Regions from separate parts of the Homo sapiens genome. Here regions 1 and 3 are each linked to region 2. Evidence: chromatin loops called from intact Hi-C (ENCODE). Cell type or tissue: PC-3. All regions are shown on one strand. Each heading gives the region's core, and the rest is flanking DNA. Links, peaks and the distances in the headings are about the cores only.

Evidence for each region. A loop is a pair of places that touch in the nucleus more often than their neighbours do. Peaks named below come from ENCODE experiments on the same cell type or tissue, not always from the same donor. Only the 100,000 strongest peaks of a DNase experiment are listed, where the experiment ranks them.
Region 1: it touches region 2 in a loop (2.7-fold over the local background); 6 of 110 quality-filtered maps call a loop at or near these places.
Region 3: a loop joins it to region 2, with 2.3 times the contacts of the local background. A loop is called at or near these places in 4 of 110 quality-filtered maps.

The regions. Positions count from the first base shown.
Region 1 is chr1:241,386,290-241,396,765 of GRCh38, forward strand. No RefSeq gene overlaps it. Among named protein-coding and RNA genes, the nearest start is that of RGS7, 34 kb to the left of the region's middle. In PC-3, for the core only: no CTCF peak of the experiment used is centred there; a DNase peak (open chromatin) is centred at 5,862; H3K4me3 peaks cover 287 bases; H3K27ac peaks cover 600 bases.
Region 2 is chr1:240,726,743-240,737,218 of GRCh38, forward strand. No RefSeq gene overlaps it. Among named protein-coding and RNA genes, the nearest start is that of GREM2, 120 kb to the left of the region's middle. In PC-3, for the core only: a CTCF peak has its summit at 5,742 (motif pointing right); a DNase peak (open chromatin) is centred at 5,739.
Region 3 is chr1:240,777,621-240,788,096 of GRCh38, forward strand. The region is part of intron 18 of RGS7 (regulator of G protein signaling 7); the gene reads right to left. Among named protein-coding and RNA genes, the nearest start is that of GREM2, 170 kb to the left of the region's middle. In PC-3, for the core only: no CTCF peak of the experiment used is centred there; a DNase peak (open chromatin) is centred at 6,191; H3K4me3 peaks cover 435 bases; H3K27ac peaks cover 1,136 bases.

The DNA.
Region 1 (10,476 bases), core at 990-8,989, 660 kb after region 2:
TAATTAATACATATATTTACTTCACTTCTGGGAGTTAAATGCTAAACATGGTCTCTGACTTTCCAGAAACCTATCACACCCATTGATAGAAAGGAAGCCAGTTCCATGCCAGCATCTTCCACTCTCAAGCCTGGCCTCAGAAGAAAGCACCACCAAGGTTTGGAAAGACCCTGGTTCCTCCCCTCCTTCGCCAGCACATTCTTGATTGCCTTGGTGAAAGGAGCCTCCAGACTTTCCTTGGGAAACTGCCAAGTGGTAGGTTTTGGGTTTTACATACAAATCCATCCTAACACTCCACATTCATGAGCCATCTGACTCTTTCCTCAATCTTAGGCCAAGGAGATTCTGGCATCTCCATCCTATTAATTCTAGCCCATTGCCATGTCCATGCTTCAAGTTGTTCCAACAAAATTTAAGACCCAGTTTCAGGCAGGTGTTCTAGCTTAATTTCATAAATATGCCAGGCTCATGAATCTTCACCAGGTTTATATCCTACACACGTGTCTTTCCAGAGCAAAATATTAAATCCCAAGCCATGGGTGAGTCCTTCCCGTGTCAATAAACTCATCTCTATTCATCATGCTCCAGCATGCTCACCACCCAAGTCTAACACTCTCAGTATTCCCTTTCACACATATTCTCCCACTTTCTACTGGTCCATGTTAGTCTTGCCCTGCAATTCCTTTGGCATATTTTGGCTACTTTTTTTCCTGAAACAGAGGTTGTATTTCCTTGCTCAGGCTGTGCTAAAGTCTGACCCCGTTTATTGGCCTGAAGTCAATGAGATGTCGAGAGAGTGGAGCTTGGGACCTAACATCATATTGCAAGTGACCTCATTTATATCAGGTTTTGTACAGTTTCCAGTCAAGGAAAATCTATTCTTCTTTGGCAAGGGGAAGAAAGTTGCTTTTCCTGCCAGAACGACTTGGAGTTAATTTATAGGTATGAGATTATAGGTATGGTATAGGAGACACTTCCCAGTGTCTCCATGCCAGGTCTTGGGGTCTACTATTTTCCCATCAGGGCCTTGACTTTGACATAGTAAAGTGTCAAAGCTATGCATTCAGCCTCCTTTGCAATTCAGCCACACTTATAATCAGATCATAAATCTGAAATTTCAACAGAGCATGCCCTCAGGCTGCAGATGACAATATTTTCCTTTAAAGCTGCCACAGAAATCTCTAACTGTACAGTATTCCTTAAGTTGGCAGTTAACTACTCTAGACTTACTGTTTTTTATATTTTTGTAAGATCTTCAGTACTGTCAAAAATACTCACCCCATACCACAACTCTTACCATTATTCCTGCCCTTATATCAATCTAGTGTGGTGCCCACTTGATCTCTCATCTCCTTCCCTTTCACCTGCACCTTGCCCAATTAAACAAATGTGAAAGCTTTAGTATGTATCATGTTCTCTATGCCAGAGGGGTTTTGCCATCACACTTACTCCAGCTTTTTATTCCCTTTAGACAGATAGGAAAACCACTCTCAAAACCCCATGCTGAGAATCTGCTTTCTGGAGCCACTCCTTGTACAAATTGTCATAACCTAAGTTCCCTGGAAAACAGAATCAAAGGAAAAAGCTGTAAGCTAATGCTTTGTTTAGGTAGGAGGCACGATCCAGGAATCTAGAATGAAAGGAAAAGAAAAATAGGGGAAACAAATATTAAGTTTTACACATCGAAGTTGGCTACAGCCTCCAGGAAAGGGCAGCTCTTTTGTTCTCTCACACAGGATGTCTCCAGGCAGAATGCTGGCATCACTGTGCTGTGAAACAGTCAATAGTGAAGAAGAAAGGAAAATAGATCTACTGCCTCTCTCCATCTTTTGTCTTTTATCAGTGAAATTTCACCACATAGAATGTTTACTTCACTGTGTTCCAGGATTTGGGAGACTGGACAGCTTATCTCCCAGGGTGGCTCTTTATGAGACCAGAAGTGATGGGAGGGGCCAGAGCCACTGGTTCCATTTAGGCCAGATCTGGAGGCTAGAACTGCAGTGACTTTCTCTGTGCTGGGGATGATGGAACATGCGAGAGCCTGGTCTTCTCTAGAAGTAGCTGAGGCTGCAAGTATTGTTGACAGTCAGGGTGGCAACAGTTGCGGCTGTCCACCAAGCAAGTGGCCAAGTGCTTGGAAGGTGGGAGTAACCAAGCAAATCTGAAGAAATGCAAAAACAGGAGGGATTAATACATTTACCATTTAGACAACTGTCTACCGAACACCTCCACAGGAATAGAGATACAATTGGCATGTCCAAAACTGAATCCACCATCTGTACCCAAACATATCCCTCCTCCTGTGTTCCTTATCTAAGTGACTACCACCATCATATACTCATTTACCAAGACACGATGTAGGTGTCATCTATCTCAGCCCTCTATCTCCTGCATCTTCTACATCAAATTCATTTCCATATCTAACTTCTGTCTTCCTAATTTTGCAATCCACTGCCTCTACAGTGCTACTCCTACCTTAATCCAGTGTGAATTTTTTTGCAATAAACAATATAACAATTACAACAGTCTCTTGACTGGTTTCATTTTCTTTGTTCTTACTTCCAGCTACTCCATTCTGTGAATGGAGACACCGTGGAAGTAGGGTAGGGATTAAGAACCCACACTTTGGGCCGGGTGCGGTGGCTCACGCCTGAAATCCCAGCACTTTGGGAGGCCGAGGCGGGAGGATCACAAGGTCAGGAGATCAAAACCAGCCTGGCTAACACAGTGAAACCCTGTCTCTACTAAAAATACAAAAAATTAGCCGGGCTTGGTGGCGGGCACCTGTAATCCCAGCTACTCCGGAGGCTGAGACAGGAGAATGGCGTGAACCCGGGAGGCGGAGCTTGCAGTGAGCTGAGATCGCGCCACGGCACTCCAGCCTGGGAGACAGAGATTTGGAGTCAGACCTCATTAAGTTTGGATCTAGCTCCTTTACTTTTTGTCTGGGTGAACTTGAGCAAGTTAATTAACCTTTCTTGGCTTCAACTTCCTGTTGTCTTTAGGATTCCGCCATGGGCATCTTGAAAGGCTCTCCAAAGGGAAGGAACATGATCCATGACTAGATCCAGTTTTGAAATGACCGAGGAGCAAAGAATTTTAGGGGTAAAAATCTACTTTATATTGTTTCAACTTGCTGTTTCCATGATGAGAAGATGTTAGTCCCAGCCTTGTCTTTTGAAAGTTTAAAGGAAACCAATCACACAGGCATTGTCTCTGCTGTAAAAAGTGCTGCACTTTTTCAGCCTTTTTCAGGTGATTAATGTGATCCTCCACTTCTGAGAGACACGTTCTCTCTAGGGCCTAGACATTACTGACACAGGCCATTGGGGAAAAAATGACTAATTCAGGCAAATATAAATGCTCGCATTAACCTCTGATGCTGTCATTTGTGCTCCAAGTGCCTGGCTCAGGAGGTGAACAAACGGCAAGAACAAATGAAGGGTACTTTCAAAATTGAAGTCACTTTATACTGCATTTTATTTAAGATTTTTGTGGCAGAAAAGCCATTTTAAAAAGGCATATGTAGGAGCTGGGTAACTGCCTGGTCTTAATGAATGTGACAAACAGAATAGCTGTCACCAAGATTGTATTAGGGAATGGCATGATTTAGGATCAAAGGTGAAGGGCTCCTCGAGGTCATGTAGACTGAAAGCTTCATTTTATAGAAAAAAATTGGCCCTGAGAACCAGAAAGCCAATGGTTCCCAGTTTAGCCATTTCTATTTACCTTATTATTCATTTCCGAAGTCTGCCATAACAAATGACTGCAAATATGGTGGTTTAAGCCCACAGAAACTTATTCTTGCACAGTTCTGGAACATAGAAGTCTGAAATCCAAGGCTAAGCAGGGCCATACGTTTTCTGGTCTTTAGGGAAGAACTCTGTTTTCAGCTTCTGGTGGTCCCAGGCCTCTCTTAGCTTGTGGCTGCATCACTCCAGCCTCTGCCTTTATCGTCACATGACCTTCCCTCCTGTCTATTTCTCTGTGTCCTCCACGAATCTTTTAAGAGCACCAGTCACTGGATTTGGGGCTCACCCTACATCCTGGATGACTTCATCTTAAATCATATCTGCAAATACCCTATTTCCAATTAGATCACACTCTAAGGTTTCAGATGGACATAAATTTGGGTGTACACTATTCAATCCACTACAAACCCCATGGCTCCTCCTTAACACAAAGGGGTCATTCCTGGATCTAAGGGAGCAGGTATGGATTCTGCACCTCTCCCAATGCCTTAGACCATAATTTATGCATAGATGTTGAGAGTCATACTGCCTGGATTCAAAGTACATTGACCCTTAATAAATAAATCATTTCAAAGCTTCAGTTTTCTCAGTTACAAAATGGAGAAAATACAGCCCTCCATGTGGGAGCCTCATCAGGTTGCAGCGAGAACAAGGTGGCATAATCCACATGGACCACTTAGCCCAGCATGTGACCCATGACTAGGGCTCAATAAATATTAGCTGCTACCAATCAAAGCCAGCACTGATGCTTTGGAAGGGTTTGCATATCATACAAAATAAAATTCAATCATCCTCCAGGCTACGTGGGAAGCACTGTATGGCAGCTAGCTAATTATTCCCACCCACCCATCATGGGAAAAGCCCTGACCTCCATACCAACAATTTCAATGGGGCTTCCTTTGTCGGCTTCTACCTGAGCTGTCTGGCGATTCGCAATTTTTCAGATCTGAGCCAGATTCACATTTGGAGATTAAGCTCCAGTATCTAGACTAAGCAGAGATGCATAGTAATGGACAGAGATGTCCAAGATAAATAACTCTAGAACCTGAGCTCAAAAAGCTGGTAGCTTTCAGGAAACTCTCAAAGTCTCTGAACTGACTGGCTGGGTCTTGCCTGAAAGACTAGCAGAAAAGGGAGCTGGGACTGGGACCAGGAAGACAGAGGAAGCCAAGGGTGGACCCTGACAGTGGCAGCTTGAAGTCCAATTGCAACATCTTAAGGAAAAGCACAAGGCTGTGGGAAGGAGAGGTAAGGTAAGGAGTTATCTATTGAATCATGCGGTGGGGGGCATACCTGCTCTAGTGGACACTGTGGGGCACTGCCCAGATCCACCTTCACAACTGAAGCACTCATTCTCCAAGCCCTTGGGGAATCAGCTCTCAGGGAATCTGCTTAAGCTAAGGAGAGCCACCCAGCCCAAGGTCACACGGCCTCCCTGGAAGCAGCTCACATCCAATGTCTGGTCCATGGTGGAAAAGCATAAAGGCTTGGCCATAGGCAGGATTATCCTGAGGACTCATCTAATCTCCAGAGCTCTTACAGCGTCAGAGGAGGTTTCCACTGTCACTGCATAACAAGTCTTAATTTTCCCCTCCCCTTGAAGGTGTCAATATTGAGAACAGCTCAATAAAACTCTTACATGCAAATTGCCATCTCATCATGTTTCTCAGAAAACCCATCCCAGACACCTACATTCACAAAATCCCTGAAAGACGCTGTTCTATCAATCTCATTTTCCTGATGAGAAAATTGAGCCTCAGAGATCAAGCAATGTCCCCAAAGACATACAGCTGGTAAGTGGCAAATTCTGATTTTAAACTCAAGTATGTGCAGCCCCAAAGCCCATGGTCTTTCCACTTTAATCTCTGCCTTCATTGAGTCAGTCACTAAGAATAAAGCAGAAATTAAACATTCTCAGGATGAGAAAATAGGAAGGCAACCACTGTGTTATATGGATGACATTCCCTTTGTGCTCCCCCTGGCTTGCTTAAAGCCCTGTGATTATAGTTGTGGTTATTTTTCTTGTTATCTCATTCAGCGCTGGTTACTAAATGTTTGTTTTCTTTTATTAGCCCACTGTATGCTTAGGACCAGGCTCCAGTTTCCTAGTTGTGTTTGCCTAGCTCCTTATAAGCTTGAGCCATCTGTTCCTCTCGAAGTGGACAGGATGACATTTTTTTCCCCAGAGTTTACCTACTTTGTATTTTATAAGGGAAGCCAAACTAGGTGATTCATTGTCCTTCTCCTCCTCTTCTTCTTCCTCCTCCTCCTCCTCATCAATAGGAAAACACTGAGAAGCAGCCTTAAGGAACAACACAGTGGTGATATCAAGGGACTTGAAATTATGTCACGTGCTATCGGCAACCAATATATGATGTTTGGATTGAGAACTATGATCAAAGTGAAGCAGTGGAACTTTGCAGTTAATCAAACAGGAATTTTGAACCAAAAACCCACAAATGTGTTTCAACACACTTGAGCTACGTAATCTTGGGTGAGTTACTAAACTGCTATGTGCAATTTTCTCACCTGTCAAATGGAGCTAATAATAGACTTACTATTTTGTGTGTGAGGATTTGCTGATCTATATATAAAGGTTTTAGCACAGTGTTATAAATATAGCAAATACATACTTAAAGTTATCTGTTAATGCATGGAAATTAGAGGTGAACGAAGTTGGGCTCTTTATTTACGAAATATTGTATGTTGTTTAGAGCAATTCAACCTGGGATAAGCTGAGTTCCAGAGGCAGACAGGTGTAAGAGAGCTTCTGACATGAACATTGCAGGCAGGCAAGATAATCACTAGCATCCATTCCTTCCAAATATTAACATTATATTCCCTCAAAGGTTGTGACATAGTTGGATTTCTTGAGACCTCTTCTCAGAGAGACAAGAACTTTGTTGTTTAAATGATCCATCAAGATCAGCTTAAAACAGCACCTGTAGTTTTGTGGTATCCCAAACTCTGAATCTGAACAGATCATTTATCAGGAAAGTCTAGAAAGATGTTTCATTTTGAAGTTTAAGGATAAATTATTGAATTGGCCTCTGATATGGGTGACTGGTTGCTCAATTCAATAGGACTGGCTGTGTAAACATATAACAGGCTTTCAGAATGTTTGTCCAGGGTGGGATAAAAAGGGTAACTATTAATCCATCAATTCCTGTCCCCCAGTGGTCAAATTTTTACCCAAAAAGGTGGCAGCTCCTTGCACTTCCAGGTTGCATATCTATGGGCACATTGTGACGTGGAGAGAGAAGTCTTGGGTCTGGACACATAAAAAATGTATAAATAAATCCTGCAAATTAATAAGCAAACATCAAACAACCCTGCAGAAAATTGGGCTAAATACTTGAATAGGCATTTCACAAAAGGAGATATTTAAATGGCCAGTAATCATATGAAAAAGTGTTCATCATCATTTGTCATCATGAAAATGAAAATTAAATCACAAAGAGATATGACTATACAACCACCAGAGTGCCAAAATTCATAAGTTGGGTTGGATGGATGTAGGGCAACTGAAACCCTCCTATACCAGTGGTGGTGAGTGTAAAATGGTAAAATCTTTTGGGAAAACTGTTTGGCCATATATTCTAAAGCTGAACATGTGCCTATTCTATTACCCAGAAATTATATTTCTAAGTATGCATCCAAGAGAAATGCACATATAATTCACCAAAAAACACATACAACGGTGTTTGTGGTAGGATTGCTGGAATTGTCCTAAACTAGGTTTCTCAACCACAGCACTATTGACACATTGGATTGAATAATTTTTGTTGTGGGGGATTTCCTGTGCTTTATAGGATGATTGGCATCATCGTTGGCCTCTATTCACTAGATTCCAGTAGCCTCCCCCAGTCATTACAACCAAACTTGTTTCCAGACATTGCCAAATATCCCCTTGGGGCAGGAAAATCATCCCACTGTCCTAAATTGAAAAGAAAACCACTGTCCTAAATTCGAAAGAATCCAAAAAACCTATCAACAATAGTACGAAAAAATAATGGGAAGCATGTTCATTCATTACAATATTATACAACAGTGAAAATAAATACATTAACGTTGTACTTCACAACATGTACAAAAGAAGCCAAACACAGTAGGGCTCATACTACAACATTCTCACATATAAAGATCAAAAGCAAGTTAAACTGACTTCTGGCTATAGGAGTCAGAATGGTAGCAAACTTTTGGGGGAACAGTAGCTTGAAAGAGGCACGAGAGAGCCTTCAAGGATGTCAATCATATTCTTGATCATGGTATTATATTCAAAATACCAATTGTAAAAGTTTTAGAGCAATAGATTTACAGTTGTTGAACTTTTTTGCATATAGATAATATTTCAACCAAAAACGTTTCCCCAAAACAAGGCTGGGCATGGTGGATCACGCCTGTAATCCCAGCACTTTGGGAGGCCACCGTGGGCAGATCACTCAAGACCAGGAGTTCGAGACCAGCCTGGCCAAGATGGTGAAACCTCATCTCTACTAAAAATACAAAAAGTAGCGGGGCGTGGTGGCACATGCCTGTAATCCCAGCTACTTGGGAGGCTGAGGCATCAGAATCACTTGAACCTGGGAGGTGGAGGTTGTAGTGAGCTGAGATCTCGCCACTGCACTCCAGCCTGGTAGACAGAGAGAGACTCTGTCTAAAAAAAAAAAAAAAATTCCCTGAAACAGATGTTTTGTATACTTTTATTAGTTTTCTACTAGGAAGTTTTATATAGAGATAGTCTCTGATACATTGCCGAAAATGGAACGTTTATAGACACCCATTTTACATTAAAATATGTTACTTTTTCCACTTTCCAAAATAGCATCTTGCTCCTTTCACTGAGTATGATCTCAGTCCTAGTCTCCTTTGCTCCTGATCAGCAAACAACCTAAACAAACCATCATAGTGATCTCAAATATCATTCTCTTTCTGTGCGCCCCCCCGCCAGAGTTTTCTCTTCTGAAGAGTATCACAGGGCATATATTTTTCAAGTTAAAATATGTTTTTTGAGAATGTCACACACTGTTTGAGATCATTAGTACCTTCCTGGGTCTGCATTACTGCATTAAAATAACCCATAAATTCTATCTCCATTAAAGCTGGCAATTGTTCAATTGCATTTGATATTCTAGGGCCCAACTTTGTATAATTCTGTGTACTTAGGACATAATCCCCATATTTTGATATTTCTACATGTAGTTAGCTACATCCTGTGTGATTTCAGTTCTGTCAGCTTGTCTTTTCAAACACATGTTATTCACAAAGCATTGTTCTTAAAAATTAAGAACTATTCAAGCTGTTCTTTGAGTTCTGAAAGTCCTCTCTAACATTTTGCTTTAGAGAAGCAACATATTCGTTCGTCAGCATTCACTGAATTAGTTAAGAAAAAGTTCATTTATCAGTTAAAAGAGGAATGGAACACAAGGGGTATAAATTATGGATTGCCTATAAGGGGGCAAGGGAGAGAGAAGGCAGTAAAATTGATGGGAAAGGTCATGTGGGAATTTCAAACCTTGTCCACAGATTTGTTGACATTGCTCTAATCGAAAGGTAGGGGCTATCTCTTCTCATCTTGAATCTGGGCTGATCTTAGTGACTAACTCATATCAATAAAATGCAGTGGAAGTGACTTCCAAGGTTGTGTGACCTTTAGTGCCAGGCCAGAAAAAGCCTTGCAGTTTCCTCCTGGTTCTCTTGAGATGCTTGCTGGGGAACACCAGCCACCACGGATGATGTCTGGCTACGTGGAGAACACCAGGCTGAAGAGGCAGCAATCTGTTGACAGTTCCAGCTGATTCCATCCATCCTACAGAGTATCAACTGCCAGCCACGTGAGAGCACCATCTTGGATGGCCATCCCAGTCAAGCCCTCAGATGACCGTAGTCAACATCGGACTACAATTACCCAAGAGACTTCAGGCCAGGTGCGGTGGCTCACACCTGTAATCCCAGCACTTTGGGAGGCCGAGGTGGGTGGATCCCAAGGTCAGGAGATCGAGACCATCCTGACTAACACGGCGAAACCCTGTCTGTACTAAAAATACAAAAAATTAGCCGGGCGTGGCAGCGGGTGCCTGTAGTCCCAGCTACTCGGGAGGCTGAGGCAGGAGAAAAGCATGAATCCGGGAGGCAGAGCTTGCAGTGAGCCGAGATCTCACCACTGCACTCCAGGCTGGGTAACAGATCGAGACTCCGTCTCAAAAAAAAAAAAAAAAAAGAGACTTCAAGCAAGAACAGCCTCACCTCACTCTTCCAGAATTATTGACTCACAAAATCATAAGGAAAATAGAATGGTTATTTTAAGCTTCTACTTTGGGGGATAATTTGTTATTCAGTGATTCCAAGAACAGAACAATCATGAGTTTCTTCTAAAGACAATAGTTCACTCTAGTTGGGCTCAACAAGCCTGTATTGAATTCTTACTACGTGTCATGCACTATTGCAGGATTGGAGATACCAAGATGATAAAGTCACAGTCTCTTCCTGGTAGGATAGTGAGCCATGTCAGGAACAACTATAGCAGAGTGCCATAACAGGTGTAGTAAGAGTGGTATCTGCAAGAAACAGAGCTGTACAAAGGAGATGGTGATTAGCTATTTCTTAGAGGCCTCAGTGTGCAGTGGCTTTGGAGTTGTTCAGCCCAGATTCAGATTCCAGCATTAATACTACCTAATGCTACGATCTTGCACATGTTACCTAATTGTCTGAGCCTAATATTTCC
Region 2 (10,476 bases), core at 1,703-9,702:
ATTGGACTGGAGATGGTGAGAAGTGGTCCAGTTCTGGGTTTGTTTTGGAATTTGAGTCAATAGGATTTAGGATATATTGGAAAGTATGGATCGGGTGCGAAAAGGAGGAAGCAAAGATGGCTCCAAACTTCTGGGCTCTGAATGCTGGTGTTGCAATGTACTGAGATGGAGAAGACTGCAGAAGAAGGAGGCAGGCTGTGGGGAGAGTTGTCAAGGTCATAAGCCCAAGGCTGGCCAAGGTCAAGGCCTTGATTTGGCTGATCTTCCTGGTAAAGATACGGTGACACACTTTTGCACAGCTTGTTACATACACAGGTAGTGAACAGAGGAGTAAGTGAAAGAGACCAGTTCCCTCTGATTCTTGTCTCACACACCAAAATAATGATCTGAAACAAAAAGGGCTCAGTGACGGCAGCAGGAATGCTGCCTCCTTGTTGCTGAGGAGCCAATTCTTGACTATAGTACAGTAGCCTCTGCGGCTCTCTACTGAGGGTGGTTGTCAGGACGCCCCACATTTCATCAGAACTAGAGAGCCGATGAGAATTTATCTCCCGATAGCATCCAAGGGAAGACAAGGAGGCAAGTGAGGGATGGTCTCATAGCTGTAACTTGTAGACCTTCCATCCTCGTGTGTTCTGGGGAAATCACAAGGCATCTGCCAAAACTCAGATTTAGCTGTGGTTTAAGCCTTCGCCTAAATGATGGATTCTGATAACTGCAAGGTCAACATGGTGCAGGTGTTGCCCTATGGGAATCAAGAGTATGGATTTTGGCTATGTTAGACATCCACATAGATGGCTGAGATTGGGATTTAGGGCTGGGAGTCTGTCTGGGGAGTTTAACCAGGAATTCATATATTTGACTGTTATTGGATATAAATTTTTTTTTTTTTAAAGATGGGGCCTCACTATGCTGTCCAGGCTATACTTGGAACTCCTGGGCACAAGCAATCCTCCCACCTCAGCCTCCTGAGTAGCTAGGACTACAGGAATACACCACCATGTGTAGCTCAAATATACACTTCAAATGAACACCAGGAAACTTGGCTGGGCGTAGTGGCTCATGTCTGTAATCCCAGCACTTTAGGAGGCCAAGGCAGGAGGATTGCTTAAGCCCAGGAGTTTGAGACCAGACTGGACAAAATAACAAGTTCCTGTCTTTAAAGAAAAAATTAAAAAAAGATTAGCCAGGTGTGGTGGCACGTACCTGTGGTCGCAGCTACTCAGGAGGCTGAGGTGGGAGGATTGCTTGAGCCCATATGGTTGAGGCTGCTGTGGGCCGCGATGCCGCCACTGCACTCCAGCCTGGGCAACAGAGCAAGACACTGTCTCAAAAGAAAAAGCAGAAAAGAAAAGAGAAAAGAAAAGAAAAGAAAAAAGCCAGGAAACTTGATGAAGTAGATCACCTAAGAATGAAACAAAGAGAAGAGAAGAAGTGCTCAGTTCAAGCTTATTCACTAATTTTTTTTTTTTTTTGAGACGGAGTCTCACTCTGCTGTCGCCAGGCTGGAGTGCAGTGGCACGATACATTTACTTTCCTTATCAAAGGATATAAAACAGGATAAGACTCAAGCTGCCTTGATTCTGCAAATCTTAAATATTAGCTAGCAAAAATAGGAATTAAAAAAACTTAGAATGTATAAAATGAAGCATGAAGAAGGAGACACAAGGTAAAAAAAAAAAAATGTGTTATGGTCCTTTGCAGAAAGCAGAGAAAACTGGGGAGAAGTGGGAAAATAAATAAGACAAACCATCTACAAAGATCCAGACCATCTCATTTATACTGTACTGTCATTGTAAAGGGGAAAAAGGGATTACACCACAAGGGACTTTTTCAATTTATCTTGCTTTCTTCAAAGTATCTTTTACCAGCATTTAGTCAGGGCCAGGGTCAGACATGCATGCCCCAAGAATAAAGGAATATCCCTGGTACTTTAAAAGAATGAAAATCATTTTTAAAAAATCTCCAAGGAAGACAAATACATCTGAAGAAATATATTTTATACTTCTATTCCCCTCTCCTGAAAAGTTATTAGAGTGAAAAACTTCGGCCCCTGAGGTTTTAATTCCTATTCCCCACCCAAGTTGGAAGATAAATGGTGATTGGAGTTGAAAACCTTCTCAACTATAGCTCTTCTGAGAGAGCATATGGACACAGAAAGTTCAGAGAGGTGGCCGGGCACAGTGGCTCACGCCTGTAATCGCAGCACTTTGGGAGGCCGAAGCGGGCAGATCACGAGGTCAGGTGTTCCAGACCAGCCTGATCAACATGGAGAAACCGCATCTCTACTAAAAATACAAAATTAGCCGGGCACGGTGGCACATGCCTGTAATCCCAGCTACTCAGGAGGCTGAGGCAGGAGAATAGCTTGAATCCAGGAGGCAGAGGTTGCGGTGAGCTCAGATCACACCATTTAACTCCAGCCTGGACAACAAAAGCGAAACTCTGTGTCAAAAAAAAAAAAAGTTCAGAGAGGTGATATATCAAAGTAATTGATTTTTTAACAGACACCTTGCAGGATTCTAACTATAATCCCGTTCACCCACTTTAGGCATAAAATGAAACCTGCATCTACTTACATGGGTATTTTTAAAGGGTCAGCCCTGGGCGTTGCCCATCTTATTGGAGCAATGTCAGTGCTTTCACTGCTGTGGCTGTTGTTGCCATGCAGTCCTGCTGTTGAAACCATCCCTGGCAGGCTGGCGGAGTCATCGTCCCCCAGGTTAGGCCGCAGGTGACCTAATTACGATGCCATCAAGACTTGGGTGCAGAGGCCCGACTGCAGCTGAAAGCCCTGGGTGTGTTCTGACACTACTGGGCCAGCAATCAATTCTCAGCATGTGGTGGATTAAGAAGCCCCTTCCGGCCGGGCACGGCGGCTCACGCCTGTAATCTCAGCACTTTGGGAGGCTGAGACGGGCGGATCGAGGTCAGGAGTTCGAGACCATCCTGGCTAACACGGTGAAACCCCGTCTCTACTAAAAATACAAAAAGTTAGCCGGGCGCGGTGGCGGGCGCCTGTAGTCCCAGCTACTCGGGAGGCTGAGGCAGGAGGATGGCGTGACCCCGGGAGGCGGAGCTTGCGGTGAGCTGAGATCGCGCCACTGCACTCGAGCCTGGGCGACACGGCGAGACTCCGTCTCAAAAAAAAAAAAAAAGAAGCCGCTTCCTATTGGTATTAAACTTGGCCGACACTGCTTGTTGACCACATGCCTGGGCTTCCAAACTTAGCATATCCGGTTACCCAGCTCTTTTAGCACATAGATTTCAGCTTTGTCTACAATGTACCACCCTGAGAGTCAGGTGGCCCCCTGGAACCAAGAATCCAGCTCTTGAGTGAAGCAACATCCAGGCTTTAGACAAGAGAGGAAATCTGATCCCGGGCCTGCCCATTTCCTGCTCGACAGTTCTTTTAAGGACAAGCGGTCCATTGTTTAATGGCCAATGACTGTTGTAAGCAGTGAGAGCATGCCAGCTTTATGAATTTCTGTGTACCCACCTGCCCCCCAGCACCTCATTCATGTACATCACCATCCACTTTCTTCCTTGTTTTCATGCATAGGAATATTTTCTTTCTTTTTTTTTTTTTTTTTTTTTTTTGAGACAAAGTCTCATTCTGTCGCCCAGGCTGGAGTGTGGTTACGCGGTCTCGGCTGACTGCAACCTCTGCCTCCCAGGTTCAAGTGATTCTCCTGCCTCAGCCTCCCGAGTAGCTGGAAATTACAGGTGCATGTCACCACGCCTGGCTAATTTTTGTGTTTTTAGTAGAGACAGGGTTTCACCATGCTGGTCAGGCTGGTCTCGAACTCCTGACCTCATGATCCACCTGCCTCGGCCTACCAAAGTGTTGGGATTACGGGCGTGAGCCACTGTGCCCAGCTGGAACATTTTCTAGGTCACTTGCTTGGTGTGTTTTTGGATCACGTTGCCCCTAGAACCCTTATTCTAGCTCGATTATAGTAGGGGTGTCTGACACAGACAGGGGATCTGGGAGCTCTGGGTAAGTGCCTTGTCATCTGGAGGATTCAGAGGAGTTCTTCCAGAAATTATGAGGTACAAACTGAATAATGTCCTAAGATATTTAGAGTGACACAAAACTTAGCCTACAAAGCAATGTAAAGTCCAGGAACGGTTATTGCCTGGGCCCTCTAATCTCTAAATTTAAAAATCTTTGAGCAGGTCACTGAATTTCTGAAGGCGGGGTTTAGGTTGGAAAGACACCTAAAACACTGTCCTTGGTTGAAAGGCTTCTGCAAGAGTGAAAGTTTGGCGGTGCTTCAAGCTATCCACGTCTATTGGGAATTTGTTCTCTGTCCAGAAAATGGGGATATGGAGGGAGTAAAAATCTCTTTGATTGCCCTTTCTGGTCTAATATAGTCTCCAGATGGAAATTACAACATTCTAAAGGAAAAACGAAAGCAAACATGAAACAGGATCAAAGAGAATCCAATATGATTCACACACACACACCAATTGAATAGCAGAAACACTCAAGAACTCTGTATGATGCTTTTAAAAACTTGTCTTCAATGTATGGATGAATATGATGCCATAATAATTTGTCAATTCAGAGAGGATAAATTGCTTTTGCTCTCTTCCTCTGCCTGTTGAATAACAGAGACAATATGGCGTGGTGGCCTAGTTGGAATGTAAAAGATCTAGGATCGGCCGGGCACTGTGGCTTACACCTGTAATCCTAGCACTTTGGGAGGCCAAGGCAGGGGGATTGCTTGAGCCCAGGAGTTCAAGGCCAGCCTGGGCAACATGGCGAAACCCTGTCTCTACAAAATATTAGCTAGGCACGGTGGTGTGCCCCTGTGGCCCCAGCTACATGGAAGACTGAGGTGGAAATATCACTTGAGCCCAGGAAGTCGAGACTGCAGTGAGCTTTGATTGTACCACTGCCCTCCAGCCTGGGTAACAGAGTAAGACCCTGACTCACATTAAAACAAACAAACAAATGGATCTAAGATAGTGATTTAGCTCTACTAAGTCTTGTTTGTAAGAATTTGGGCAACTCAGCAAGTCACCTTGCTCCTCAGTTTCATCATTGATGACGTGGGAATTATAATACTTTTCAGTTTCTGGAAAGACAGCAATGTATGAAACATTTAGTGTAAGACTCATCATATAGTATCATGTCAAATAGCTATTATTGTGATTATTATTAAGAAACATGCAAATATGCACTGCCTCAGGCTCATTCTTTTTATTTATTTATATTTTTTATTTTATTTTTTTTTTGAGATGGAGTCTCGCTCTGTTGCCAGGCTGGAGTGCAGTGTGGCACGATCTTGGATCACTGAAACGTCTGCCTCCCGGGTTCAAGTGATTCTCCTACCTCAGCCTCCCGAGTAGCTGGGACTACAAGTGCACGCCACCATGCCCAGCTAATTTTTTTTTTTTTTTCGATCTCTTGACCTAGTGATCCGCCCACCTCAGCCTCCCAAAGTGCTGGGATTACAGGCGTGAGCCACTACGCCCTGCCTCATTCTTTTTTCTCTGTCTCCCTTTCCTTTGTGAAGTGATTACTCGGAACTCCCGGCTCTTGGTCTACTTCAATTACTTTATCTTAGGTGTAACAAACATCGGAGTGGCTTGCATAATAATTTCCATTCTTCCCTTTTTAACCCAGTCTCACTGACTCCGACAGTCAGAAGTACACTTCCAATATCTACACAATACTTCCATCACAATTAACTTGAATAAGGGTCGATCTGTCTCCTCTAGCTACCTTAGATACACCGGTTGACCACTAGATGTCAGACTTGTTAAATAGTTAGGAATGTGTTACATCCTCACCCTTAGGACTTGAAAACCACTTTTTTTTTCTTTTTTCTTTTTTTTCTTTTTTGAGACAGGGTCTCACTCTGCTGCCCAGGCTAGAGTGCAGCGATGCAATCACAGCTCACTGCAGCCTCGACCTCCTTGAGCTTAGGTGATCCTCCCACCTCAGCCTCCCAAGTAGCTGGCACTATAGGCACATGCCACCATGCCTGGTTAATTGTTGTATTTTTTTGTAGAGATGGGGTCTCACTATGTTGCTCAGGCTGGGCTCAAGCATTCCCCCTACCTCTACCTCCCATAGTGCTGGGACTACAGGTGTGAACCACCTTTCTTGCTTTCTCTCTTCTTTGTAAGAAGCTTTCAGTGACTTTGGCAATGGTTCACCAGGGTCACATTACCACTGGTTTAGAATGTGCTAACATGTGGATCAACTTTGTCTGGGAGTCTGTGATTCATACCAATATAATTTGTTTTGTTCAAAGATACATTTTTAAATTGTATTTTTTATTGATACATAATATATGTATATATTTTGGGGCTACATGTGATATTTTAATACATCCACATAATGTGTAATGATCAAGTCAGAGTAGTTGAGATACCCGTCACCTTAAATATTCAGAGAGAACATTTGAAGGATAGATTGTGCGGTCTTTGCACCCATGTGATGGAACTGTGGGTACACACTTCTCTGTGGATTCAGATTATATTGAGGAATAAAGACAACTGTTAAGTCCTGAGGAAATCAAGTGATGACAAGAGAAACCAGGCTTAGAGAGTGGTCCAATAAGAGTGACGATCCGAGGCTACATCTAAAAGAAAACACTTACTAAGATTTTTTAAAAAGTCACCTAACTTTGCTGTAATCCCAGCAAACTTTGGGAGGCCAAGGCAGGCAGATCACTTGAGGTCAGGAGTTTGAGACCAGCCTGGCCAACATGGTGAAAACCTGTCTCTACTAAAAAAAAAAAAGAAAAAATACAAAAATTAACCAGGCATGGGGGCGGGTGCCTGTAATCCCAGCTACTCGGGAGGCTGAGGCAGTAGGATCGCTTGAACCCAGGAGGTGGAGGTTGCAATGGGCCTAGATCGCGCCACTGCACTCCTGCCTGGGCAACAGTCAGACTCCATCTCAAAAAAAAAAAAAAAAAGTCACCTAACTTTGTGTCTTAGACATCAAGGCTCTTGGAATAAAAGGTCTCTTTTCCTTTAATTGCACGGGGACTCTGAAGCTGGGCAGTAGGGATGTAAATTTGGAATTCTTAATCTGGTTCAAGAATCGGGTCTCAAAGTATTACTTACATAATTGCCTATGCTTAGCGACTTCAGTACCTAGTTCAGAAAATCATTTAAATATGGACCCCCTCCACCAGTAACACGGAGACTAGCCTTATTAAGAGGATGGTATCTTCAGTTTCCCATTTGCTTAAACGATGGCACTTCAATGCTGACGCCCTATGAATTTGAGCAATTTAAATAAATTGCAATATTCTACCAAATTAATCAAATTACTGCATGTAGAACATTGTTACTATTTGTTTGCCATCTGAATTGGTTCATTTTATGTGTCAACTGACTGGGCCAGGAGATGCCCAGGTAAAACGTCATTCTGGATGTGTCTGTGAGGATGTTTTGGATGAGATTAACATTTAAATTGGCAGACTCAGTGAAGCAGATTGCTCTCCCTGATGCGAGAGGACCTCATCCAGTCAGTTGAAGGTCTGAGTAGAACAGAATTGCTGGTCATCCCCTGAGTGAGAGGGAATTCTTCCTGCCTGACGGCTATTGAACTGGGACATCAACTTTCTTCTTGTGGCTTGGGAATGAAACTGAAAACATCCATTCTTCCTGGAGTCTTGAGTCTTTGAGCTGGAATTTTATCATCAGCTTTTCTGATTCTCAAGTGTTCAGACTCAGACTGGAACTATACTATTGGTTTTTCTGGTCTCCAGCTGGCTGACTCACCCTGCAGATCTTAGGACTTGTCAGCCTCTGTAATCATGTGAACAAATTCTTTTTTTTAAATTATTTCTTTAATTTTTTATTTCCAAAGGTTATTGGGGAACAGGTGGTGTTTGGTTACATAAGTTCTTTAGTGGTGATTTATGAGATTTTGGTGTACCCATCACCTGAGCAGTATACACTGCACCCAATTTGTAGTCTTTTATCTCTCACCCCCTTCCCACCATTTCCTCCTGAGTTCCCAAAGCCCACTGTGTCATTCTTATGCCTTTGCATCCTCATAGCTTAGCTCCCACTTATGAGTGAGAACATATGATGTTTGGTTTTCCATTCCCGAGTTACTTCACTTGGAATCATAATCTCCAGTCTCAACTAGGTTGCTGCAAATGCCATTAATTAATTCCTTTTTATGGCTGAGTAGTATTCCACCGTGTATACATACCACAGTTTCTTTATCCACGCATTGATTGATGGGCATTTGGGTTGGTTCCATTATTTTGCAGTTGCAAATTGTGCTGCTATAAACATGCATGTGCAAGTATACTTTTTCATATAATGACTTATTTTCCTCTGGGTAGATACCCAGTAGTGGGATTGCTGGATCCAATGGTAGTTCTACTTTTAGTTCTTTAAGGAATCTCCATGCTGTTTTCCATAGTGGTACTAGTTTACATTCCCACCAGCAGTGTAGAAGTCATGGGAACAAATTCTTTAAAATAAATTTCTTTATAGATGCACATTCCTATTGGTTCTGGTTTTTTGTTTTCCCTGGAGGGGCCTGACTAATAATACACCATCTGGCATTTACTTTTTCTTCTTAACAGTAACCTAGTCTCTTTTTTGGAAATTACCTCACCCATAATACATGCAGTCAATCACAGTGGGACTTCAGGTGCCTGCAATCCTATTACCAAGACTAAACTGGATGCTTTTTTCATTAGATAATTGTAAAGGTAAAAACGTTAACAAGATGAAAAATAATACCTACAAAACCCTGACTCTGGGCCAGGCACTGTTCTGTATTATTTGTATTCACTCTTTTAATCACACAGCAACCATTATGCTCATTTTTTAAAAAGTGAAACTGAGACACAGGAAGTGAAATGCTAATGGTGGGGCCAGGATTTGAGCCGTAAACATTCTGACTGCAGAGATTGTGAAGAACCAAATAAGAGTCTTGGATTTTTACCCAGAACACAGCTAGAAGCCATGAAGAGGTTTATTTTAGGAACCTCGTATAATCAGATTAGGTATTTTTTGAAACCTCCCATCTATATTTATGTGGCTATGTTCACCTGAAGAGGTGGCCCAGAAGCAGTGAAGGCAGCCCAGACAAGAAATATTATATTCACTGCTTCTGGGCAGCCTTCGCTGGTCAACATATCCAGATACAATAGGAGTTGGATGGCCGGGCGCAGTGGCTCACACCTGTAATCCCAGCACTTCGGGAGGCCAAGGTGGGCAGATCACTTGAAGTAATGAGTTCGAGACCAGCCTGGCCAACATGGCAAAACCCTGTCTCTACTAAAAATACGAAAATTAGCCAGGCATGGTAGCGGGTGCCTGTAGTCCCAGCTACTCAAGAGGCTGAGGCAGGAGAATCACCTGAGCCTAGGAGGCAGAGGCTGCAGTATGCAGAGATCAAACCACAGCACTCCAGCCTGGGCTGCAGAGTGAGACTCCTTCTAAAAAAAAGAAAAGAAAAAAAGACTTGGAGGAGTCTTGACTGGGACCGGGACCTCATTTGGGCTACTCATTCTAGCAGATCTACCTCTTTATTTCCAAAAACACTAATTAAAGCCCAGCACCCCAAATAAGGGCTTTCTCTCATTAGCTCCCAAATTACCACCTGACAGACTTGTGACTTCCACTCAGGTTGTTGGAAACATTCTGCCAGGATCATGGTGCAGAGGGCTGGAGAGTGGGCACATGGTTGGAGCTCTCTCTCATTGCCTTACAGCCAAGGTGCAGGGCCTGCGCTCCTGCTGTCGAGGCTGCCTGGTGGATTCAGATCCAACCTGATGGTCTAGTTTCCCCTCAGGTGTGTGAGTCCCGACAGGCTTCCCAAATTCTTTTTTTGCGAGTTAACTAGAATGGGTTTCTTTGCTTGCAACTGAAGAATTCAGACTAATGTTCTGAGTTATTTGTTTAAGACTTTAGGATATATGTTTAAATATAACACAATTGGCCCAGCATGGTGGCTTGCGCCTGTAATCCCAGCACTTTGGGAGGCCAAAGGAGTTCGAGACCAGCCTGGCCAACATGACGAAACCCCATGTCTACTCAAAATACAAAAACTAGCTGGGCCTGTAATCCCAGTTACTCAGGAGGCTAAGGCAGGAGAATCACTTGAACCCGGGAGGCAGAGGTTGCAGTGAGCTGAGATTAGCTACTGCACTCTAGCCTGGGTGACAGAGTGAGACTGTCTCAATAAATAAATAAATAAATAAAACAATGGATTAGTTCATATTTTTTCACAAATGACTTAGTGATTCACCTATATTTCTGTTTTCTCTGCTTTAAACAGTAAATTATTGTTAATATCAACTCCAACATTCAGCTGGCATAATGGACACATTTTCCTTTCCAATGGACCCAACAATGGTTCCAAAATTCCTATCTAGCTGAAATAAACAGAAAAAGGATTTGTCAAAGTATATTTAAATTTAATTTCTTGCACCAGAATAGAAAGTAAAAATCTAAAAAGCCTGTATCATTTTTTGAAGA
Region 3 (10,476 bases), core at 1,755-9,754, 51 kb after region 2:
AGAAATTTATTTCTTATAGGACTGGGAAGTCCAAGATCTAGACACTTATAGATTCTTTGTCTAGTGAGGGCCTTCTCCTTGGTTCATCAATGGTGCATTCTCGTTGTGTCCTCAGATAATGGAAGAAGGAAATAAGCTCCCTGGGACCTATCTGATAAAGGCTCCTGTTCATAAGGGCTTCACCTTCATGATCTAATGACCTTCCAAAGGCCCTAACTCCTAATACCATCACCTTCATGATCTAATGACCTTCCAAAGGCCCTGACTCCTAATACCATCACCTTCATGATCTAATGACCTTCCAAAGGCCCTGACTCCTAATACCATCACCTTCATGATCTAATGACCTTCCAAAGGCCCTGACTCCTAATACCATCACCTTCATGATCTAATGACCTTCCAAAGGCCCTGGCTCCTAATACCATCACCTTCATGATCTAATGACCTTCCAAAGGCCCTGACTCCTAATACCATCACCTTCATGATCTAATGACCTTCCAAAGGCCCTGGCTCCTAATACCATCACCTTCATGATCTAATGACCTTCCAAAGGCCCTGGCTCCTAATACCATCACCTTCATGATCTAATGACCTTCCAAAGGCCCTGGCTCCTGATACCATCACCCTTGAGATTAGGATTTAACATGTGAACTTGAGCGGGAAGGGATCACAAATATTCAGTTCATAGCAGCCACATTTTTGGAAAAAGACAATATGTTTAAGAAAAGATTAATAATTCCATAATCAACCTGTCTTTACACACCATATAATTACTGATAAGGGCCCTTTTGCTGATATGAACAGCAGCAATGAAAATCATGCACCATTTTCTCTTAATTTTTTCTTAATTGGGAAAAAGGGTCCACAACTTAGCTTTCAGCATCTGAGAGTAGAAGATATTAAAGTGGTTTTTGTTTTGTTTTGTTTTTTTGAGACGGAGTCTCACTCCGTCGTCAGGCTGAAGTGCAGTGGCGAAATCTCGGCTCACTGCAACCTGCACCTCCCGGATTCAAGCAATCCTCCTGCCTCAGCCTCCAGAGTAGCTGTAACTACAGGCACCTGCCACCACGCCTGGCTAATTTTTGTTATTTTTAGTAGAGATGGGGTTTCACCATGTTGGCCAGGATGGTCTCGATCTCTTGACCTTGTGATCCACCCGCCTTGGCCTCCCAAAGTGCTGGGATTACAGGCACAAGCCACTGCGCCCGGCTGATATCAAAGTTTAATGCTGGCATTTCCCACTAGGCTTATGTTTATTCACTTTATGGGAGAAACAACAATAAAAGAGAAAACAGTTTATTAACAACAGACCCTGCTTTATAAATAAAATATGCACTCCTGCCTGCTCTGGTCTGTCTGTCCCCCTCAAAGCTCACATGTTGAAAGCTTACTCCCCAGTGTGATGCTATTAGGAGGTGGGGGCTTTGCGAAGTGACCATGTATGAGGGTGAAGCTCTCATTAATGGGATTAGTGTTCTTTGTGTGTGTGTGTGTGTGTGTGTGTGTGTGTGTGTGTGACAGTCTCACTCTGTTGCCCAGACTGGAGTGCAATGGCGCAATCTCGGGTCACTGCAACCTCCGCCTCCAAAGGCCCCTACCTTTGGAGGGCCTCAAATTGCTTGAGTTGCTGGGTTCAAGCGATTCTCCTACCTCAGCCTCCTGAGTAGCTGGGATTACAGGCATGCACCACCACGCCCGGCTAATTTTGTACTTTTAGTAGGGCCAGCTTTTGCCATTTTGGCCAGCCTGGTCCCAAACTCCTGACCTCAGGTGATCCACCTGCCTTGGCCTCCCAAAGTGCTGGGATAAGAGGCATGAACCACTGCGTCAGGCCTAGTGCTCTTATAAAAGAGGCCGAAGGAAGCTTGTTTGCCCCTCCCACCAGGTGAGGACACAGTAGGAAGATGGCTGTCTATGAACCAGGAAGGGGGCCCTCATCGGACACTGAATCTGCCAGCATCTTGATCTTGGACTTCTCAGCTTCTAGAACTGTGAGAGATAAATTTATTTTGCTTATAAGCTACCCACCCAGTTTGTGGCATTTTGTTATAGCTGACTATAACGGACTGAAATGCTGCCTCCACTTCTATGCCTATTTCCTCATCTGTAAAATGAGGATAATAATAGTACTTATTTTCAAATTTTGTTGTGAAGAATGATACAAGTAAATTGCTTAAAATTATTTATGGATCATTTTGTGCACTCAGTTTACGTTGGCTATTACCTCATTATACTATCATTATAATTATTAACACTATCATTATATGCTCTCTTCATTAAGATACCCAAACCCAGAGTCACTATTCTGACTCTAAAAGGACAGAAAGTTATAAATTAAAAGCTAAAATCATACTGCTTTTCCACCCCAATCCTGGGCAATAAGCTAATCAAATGATGTTGAAATAAAAAAGATTCAGTTCTTAAATACAATGCCATTTCCTGTGTTTACTACTGTAGTCTCTGTGCTATGAATAGAATTGTATACACATGTGCATATATACCTATTCTGAGACTGAACAATTTATATTTAAAAAGTGCTTACTTGGCTGGGCATGGTGGCTCATGCTTGTAATCCCAGCTCTTTGGGAGGCCGAGGCGGGTGGATCACTTGAGGCCAGGAGTTCAAGACCAGCCTGGCCAACATGGTGAAACCCCATCTCTTCTAAAAATACAAAAATCAGCTGGGTGTGGCGGGGCACACCTGTAGTCCCAGCTACTCGGGAGGTGGGAGAATCATTTGAATCTGGGAGGCGGAGGTTGCAGTGAGCCAAGATAGGCCACTGTACTCCAGCCTGGGCTACAGAGTGAGACTCTGTCTCAAAAAAAAAAAAAAAAAAAAAAAAAAGTGCTTCCTCTTTGTGGGATGAAGGAAGGTACACATCAGTACACGTTGTTGAGGCACAGGAATGAATTCTTATATAGTAGAAGACTGGGGAAAGATGCTGATATAAAACTGTTTCTTTTAAAACTACAGATTAATGTGATTTGGTTCAAAATTCTGGGAAGAAGAATGGGCCGGGCGCGGTGGCTGACGCCTGTAATCTCAGCACTTTGGGAGAGCAAGGCAGGTGGATCATGAGGTCAAGAGATCGAGACTATCCTGGCCAACATGTTGAAACCCCATCTCTACTAAAAATACAAAAATTAGCTGGGCGTGGTGGTGCGTGCCTGTAGTCCCAGCTACTAAGGAGGCCGAGGCAGGAGAATCGCTTGAATCCGGGAGGTGGAGGTTGCAGTGAGTCGAGATCGCACCACTGCACTCCAACCTGGGTGACAGAGCGAGACTCTGTCTCAAAAAAAAAAAAAAAAAAAGAGTGAAATAGTTACATTGAAATTGGAAGCCATTTGAAACTCAGATACAGTCATTTTTTTATTTGAACAATGACATCTACTGTTGTCTTTATCAATTTATAAAAAAAAAAAAACATGGTTCTCTTTCTATGGTTTTGTTTTTATTTTTTCAAATATCCTCAAATCCTCAAAGCTACTAGTACTTGGCCTGATATGGACTTCATTAAAAATTGGATGATACAAGTTAAGCCCGACAAACTCTTGTCCCAGGAAATAATTAAAAAATACTTTTTCATAGCAGCCCAGAGAGAAATACAGGCCCACAGTAAACCTGGGGCTTTGTGATATTAGCATAACAATGGGCAAAAATGAGAAAACATACAGGTGTATTTTAACAACAAAACTCTGTGTGGACCAGGCGAGGTGGCTCAGGCCTGTAACCCCCGCACTTTGGGAGGCCAAGGCTGGCGGATCACCTGAGGTCAGGAGTTCGAGACCAGTCTGGCCAACATGGTGAAACCCCATCTCTACTAAAGATACAAAAATTAGCCAGGTGTGGTGGCAGGTGCCTGCAATCTCAACTACTCAGGAGGCTGAGGCAGGGAGAATCGCTTGAACCCAGGAGGCGGAGGTTGCAGTGAGGTGAGATTGCGCCACTGCACTCATCCTGGGTGACAGAGCGAGACTCTGTCTCAACAAACAAACAAACAAAACCTCTGTGTGTGGTATAGATTTATCAAATGTGCAATAAGGATATTTGTTTTGTATATTGAGACAACTAAAAGGCAAACTTGGGTACAACTAACAGTTAACAGATCTTGGGCTGGGTGTGGTGGCCCACGCCTGTAATCCCAGCACTTTGGGAGGCCGAGGCAGGTGGATCACTTGAGGTCAGAAGTTCAAGACCAGCCTGGTTAACATAGTGAAACCCTGTCTCTACTAAATATACAAAAATTAGCTGGGCATGGTGGCGGTCACCTGTAATCCCAGCTACTCGGGAGGCTGAGGCAGGAGAATCACCTGAACCTGGGAGGAGGAGGTTGCAGTGAGCTGAGATCGCGCCATTGTACTCCAGCCTGGGCAATAGAGTGAGACTCCGTCTCAAAAAAAAAAAAAGAGATCTTAAGTGCAGCACTGAGGTCAAAGCAGACAGCATGGATGCCCAATAGGCCATCTGGATTGGAAGATTTACACTTGGATCTATTTGTAAACCATGTGCAAATCCTGCCTTATTCACATAGTGGAAAGGAAAATGCATAAGCCCTACTCTAGTGCACAAAGAAATGATTGTGTGTATACTTTTGGTTGCTCACTCCTCCACTGCAATGTATTAAGTTAAAAAGAACACGATCACTTCCAGGGAAGTACACGTGGTACGGTATTTGCATGTCAGCCATTTTGGAACAATCATTTTCAGTGCAGTTCCTTGGATGCTGTATGGAACCAGCTCCTGCCAATGATCTTTTCCCAATTTTTCCAAATTGAAGAATCTGAGAAATGGTTTTTAAAAACTATTTTTTAAATTTTTCGAGACAGGGTCTTGCTCTATCACCCAGGTCAGAGTGCAGTGGTGTGACCATGACACACTGCAGCTTCGACCTCCCAGGCTCAAGCGATCCTCCTGCCTCAGCCTCCCGAGTAGGTGAGACCACAGGTGTGCACCACCACACCTCGCTGATTTTTTATTTTTAGTAGAGATGAGGTCTCATTATGTCATCCAGTCTGATCTCAAACTCCTGGGCTCAAGCGATCCTCCCAGCTCAGTCTCCCAAAGTGCTAGGATTACAGGTATGAGACACTGTGCCCGACCAAATATGAGACATTTTTATAGCTAAGTTTTAAAGTCTTAATTCCAGAAATGAAAAGGGCTAACAAACCCTATCAATGGCACTTTTAAAAAACGAAATTGCTTACAATAATTCTATGCGAATAATACTTATTTTTAACCCAATGATTACATATGTGTTATGTGATTTAAACTCTTCCTGTCAGATTCTAAAGGAAACAGATTATAGTGGAAACAAATCTATAGAGAAAGACAAATATACTCAGAACATAACAAAAACTCAAGATCCTGTGAGATTTTGTAATATCTGGTTAATGGAAATATGCTAGAAAAAGCAGCATATAATCAGTTTCAGGACAAAATAAACCTGAGACTTCAGCTGGCACGTAAGTGAACAGAGAGCATCATCCTAGTCTATAATACAATAATTACATAAACAAAGAGAGTTCTCTAGTGTGTCACAATAAAACTTCCCCTCAACCAAACCAATTCCTTTCTGTCCTAAATGGTTTGCAGAGATTTTGTTATAATTAGGGACAACACTCTCAAAACAAAAATAACAACCTATGTATTTGTCCTTAACTTTTCCAAGTGAGCTATCAAAGGTATAAATTTTAACTGACTTTAAAAACATCATTCTTGGCCTGGGCACAGTGGCTCATGCTTGTAAACATAGTACCTTGGGAGACTGAGGTGGATGGATCACTTGCAGTCATGAGTTTGAGACCAGCACGGCCAACATGGCAAAACCCCATCTCTACTTTAAAAAAAAAAAAAAAGCAGGGCATGGTGGTGCGTGCCTGTAATCCCAGCTACCCAGGAGGCTGAGACAGGAGAATTGTTTGAACCCAGGAGACAGAGGTTGCAGTGAGCCGAGATTGCGCCACTGCACTCCAGTCTGGGTGACGGAGCGAGACTCTGTCTCAAAAAAAATAAAAAATAAAAAATAAAAAAAAATCGTTCTTGGTCTTAAAGTAATAACAGAAAGTTGATGGTAAGGAGCCCTGAGTCAGTAGGAATTGATGAAGGCCAGGCTCTTAGCTATAGCCTGAGAGCCTGGGGCATTAGGGAGATGGAAGCAACTTCCTACATTCTTCTCCTGCAATCCCTTCTTCACAAAGGAAATAGAGAGAAGCTATGTTTGCTTTAGTTACTAAGCCCACTTATTTTATTGCTGTCATAAAAACACACAGAATGGCCAGGTGCGGTGATTCATGCCTGTAATCTCAGCACTTTGGGAGGCCGAGGTGGGCGGATCACCTGAGGTCAGGAGTTTAAGACCAGCCTGGCCAACATGGTGAAACCCTGTCTCTACTAAAAAAAAAAAAAAAAAAAAAAAAATAGCCGAGTATCGTGGCAGGTGCCTGTAATCCCAGCTACTCGGGAGGCTGAGGCAAGATAATCACTTGAACCCGGGAGGTGGAGGTTGCAGTGAGCCAAGATTGTGCCATTGCACTGCAGCCTGGGCTACAAAAGCGAAACTCTGTCTCGAAAAAAAAACAAAAAAACAAAACAAAACAAAAAAACACAGTAGTCTTTTCTAGTATACAGGACACTGAAGAGATTGAGCAGAAATAAAGGGGCAGATTTTTAAAGGGTGGCTATGAAACAGATTACAGAGAAGAGTAGAAAGTTATCAACATCTTTTAGATTTTTTTTGAGGCCGGGTACGATGTCTCACGCCTGTAATCCCAGCACTCTGGGAGGTAGAGGCGGGCAGATCACGAGGTCAGGAGATTGAGACCATCCTGGCTAACACAGTGAAACCTCGTCTCTACAAAAAAAAAATACAAAAAGAATTAGCCGGGCGTGGTGGCGGGCGCCTGTAGTCCCAGCTACTCAGGAGGCTGAGGCAGGAGAATGGCGTGAACCCGGGAGGCGGAGCTTGCAGTGAACCAAGATTGCTCCACTGCGCTCCAGCCTGGGCAACAGAATAAGACTCCGCCTCAAAAAAAAAAAGATTTTTTTTTTTTTGAAAAAAAATTTAACCTCCATTTTCGCTATCCTTTTGCAATTCCTGCTTGTTTGTCTCCAGCCACTGCCTCCGAGTCTCTCCCATATGTTGCTGTAGACTGGGATGGATATTCTTGAGTGCCTTGTAGGCTGCAGAGACTATGGAGAGGCACTGGGGATAAGAAAGGTAAAATCTTATCGTTGCCCTTCCACTGGTTTATGTGATCCAACTGTCTCACCAGATGCTCAACCCCACAGCTATGTTAATAAAAAGAACTGACCATATGGTGGTAAAATGAGATGCTATTGGACCAGAGATAGGGAATGTTTTTAGGAGAGTCTGAGCTAAAGGATGTTATCTGTTTATTATTTTACTCTCATGTTGAAAAATGCCTTTTCCACTTATTGAACCAGGGATAGGCAGTGCTCTTAGCAGAGTCTAAACTAAGGGATGCTAGATGTTTGTTATTTTACTCTCATGTTGAAAATTCCCGTTTCACTTATAAATATAAACATCTTTGCCTGGATTTCCAAATCCTTCACTACCTGGGTTCCGTGGCCTTTCAGACTCTTTACTGTTACCCACGAAGTGGTTCTTTGGCTGGCCCTTGTGCCTGCTGCTCTCTCCGCTGGTCACCTGTTTGTGCATGTACCTGTTCAGACCCTATCCACTCTTCAAAGATGAACTTCCTATCTATGTCCTTGCTAAAGCTTTCTAACTATCCCTAAACTCCTCCGGTTCCCTCTTTGAATTCTTCTTGCTGGTAGAACCTGCATTAGCACTTTTATATGCCTTCTTACGTGATTTTGTAAGTCATCTGGCCTGATGAAGTGATAACGGACAGCTGTTAAACATTAATATTATAGCAGTCTCCAAATAAGTAGTTGATTATTTGCAAGAGCTGAGCTCCTTGGCTGCAAATCTCATTAAGGGAATAAACTTCTAGAAATCAGGGTAATGAGATTCCAAGGTCTTGGGAAAATTAACTTTTAATTTGGGGGAGGAGAGACATGGTGGAGAGAGGGATGGGGGTCACTGGTCACACCCTAAATGTTAACAGATTGACTAATAGAATCAGAATATTTTCAAGTAGGCAGGTGCTAAGAAGGAATTCAAGCTAGGCTAGGTGTTAGGGAAGCTCTTGCACAATTTAAATGAAATCAGTTCTTCCAGGTAAACTTACAAGTGAGTTTGCTGAAACATAGTGAATAATTTTTATAAAACTGTGGAGGTGGGTGAGTTCCTAGAATGTTAAAGATAAGCTCGAATTCTTGAGAATTAAGATGGCAAGGACAAGAGGAAGAGGATTCTGTAGTTAGTTTTGAAACTGTCATATTTAATGTTGAATGCTGAAAAATATTCTAGTACTACGTACTAAAAAGAGATAGCTTATGAACACATATACATTTAAGTACTGGTCACTAGCTTCCTAAGAGAATTGAGAAAGAATAAGTATAGCCAAATACTTTCATTTTCTTAAAATATTTTTCCATAATAAAACCAGTATGTGTTCACTAAAGAAAATGAAGAAAACATAGAAAAAAGAGAAGAAATAAATATTACTTGAAATATGATCATTTACATTCTATTATGTCCTTCTACCTTTTTATACACAGATACATGTTTAAAATTTTTTTTACAAAACTGAAATTATACTGTGCATGGTACTATGTCATATTCTGAATAACGTGTGTATTAAAGAGATTACATTTTGTTCAATTACCCATGTTATGGATGTTTCTTCAAAAATAATGTTGTTTTACCAACTAAATGCATTAGTTGGTAAGGAAATCAATTTAGAGAGATGCAACCAACATTTAGAAAAAAATTAAGTACAGAATACATTTTAAAAATCAGATTGCATTGCACATAAGGGAATGTATTGTTATTTCAGTTCTATGTACATATAAACACACACAAATACAGTTTATACAGTAACCATATATATGTACACACACACATATACAAATACGCACAAACACATGTATGTGTCGATCAAATGTGGCTACTCTGGGCACACTGCCTATGGATTAGCCCTGCTCTGCAAGGAACAATAGAAAAATTAATATTTTTTAAAAAATGTGTCAAATATGGGTATCATTAAAAGAAACAAAAGCCAATGCTTTAAAATATAATTTTTAACATTCGTATAACATTCCAACAGTAGATATGTCTTGATACAGTTAAGAAATTCACAATTGTTGTACTTTCAGATTGTGTTCTATATTTGACAATTATATAATGCAACAAATATTTTTTATATGTGGGAACACCTGGGTTTTTTTTAGGATTAAACTACTAGAACTTGAATTACTGATTCAAAGTGAGAGATTTTTGACCTTCTGGCACATTCTGTCAAATTCTATTCGACAAAAGTGATAGCAATTCAGACTTTTATGAGCACTGTATGAGATCACCTATTTTCTTAACCCCTTTCTGATACTAGATGTTATCATATTAACAAAACACATCTATTTGGAGGAAAAAGTGATTGTGCTGCTTTCTGAATTTTACTTGGGTATTAATAACAATAGGTTTTCTTTTTTGTTTTCTCACATATCAATGTACTGTTTGTATTTCTTTTGTTAAAATTGCCTAAGTCCCTCCCTCATTCTTCTAATGGTGTGTTGCTCTTACGACATTATATGTTTGCAAGGAGCTCCCTGTAGACCCTGTATTACATTTTGGTCTGTCATAGAGATGCTCCTTTATTCATTTTAAAAAGGAGTTTACCAGATTTGAGCACAGGAACTTGCTTTAAACAAAAGACCTTCGGCTACGTAAGGCACGCAGCAGGATTTGCAGTATCTCTGTGATTGAAAAAGAGAAAGATGTGCTTCATAACTAAACAAACAATGACCTTCAAAGTGTGCTATTAGGGCAGTGGAATTCTGTCTTCCTCCCTGTTCCTTATGGTATTTTAATCAGTAATTTGAAAGATTAAACTGATGAAATTCTGATAAAATGTATGTATGATCTACATATGATAACCTTGGTTTAAAGACTGAGTAACAAAGAAATACTTCAAAAAATTATGTAAAGCTTTAAAAATGAGCTATAACTCACAAGATAAATTTAGTGGAAAGAAGGGTAAAGAGCCAACATACACTAAAGTGAATAAGTAAACAATGAACGAAGAAACCTAGCAGCAAAACACAAAATTAGGGACATGTAATCTCAGCACATGAGAAAAAAAATCCAATTTTTAAAGTATTTTATTTTAAGCCCCAAATGACATTACATGTTGCTCTGGTTGGGGGAAGTTGATGCAATTTTCAGGTTAGATTTTAAAAGTTATAATATATGCTGGCTGGGCCATATCTCAAATATTGTGTTTGGTTACGATTACGAGGCCTATTGATGAACTGGAACACATGTACAAAGTGAGCAAACAGCAGGATGAAAGAACAGGAAATTATTAAATGGGACAACATTAGAAGCTCAC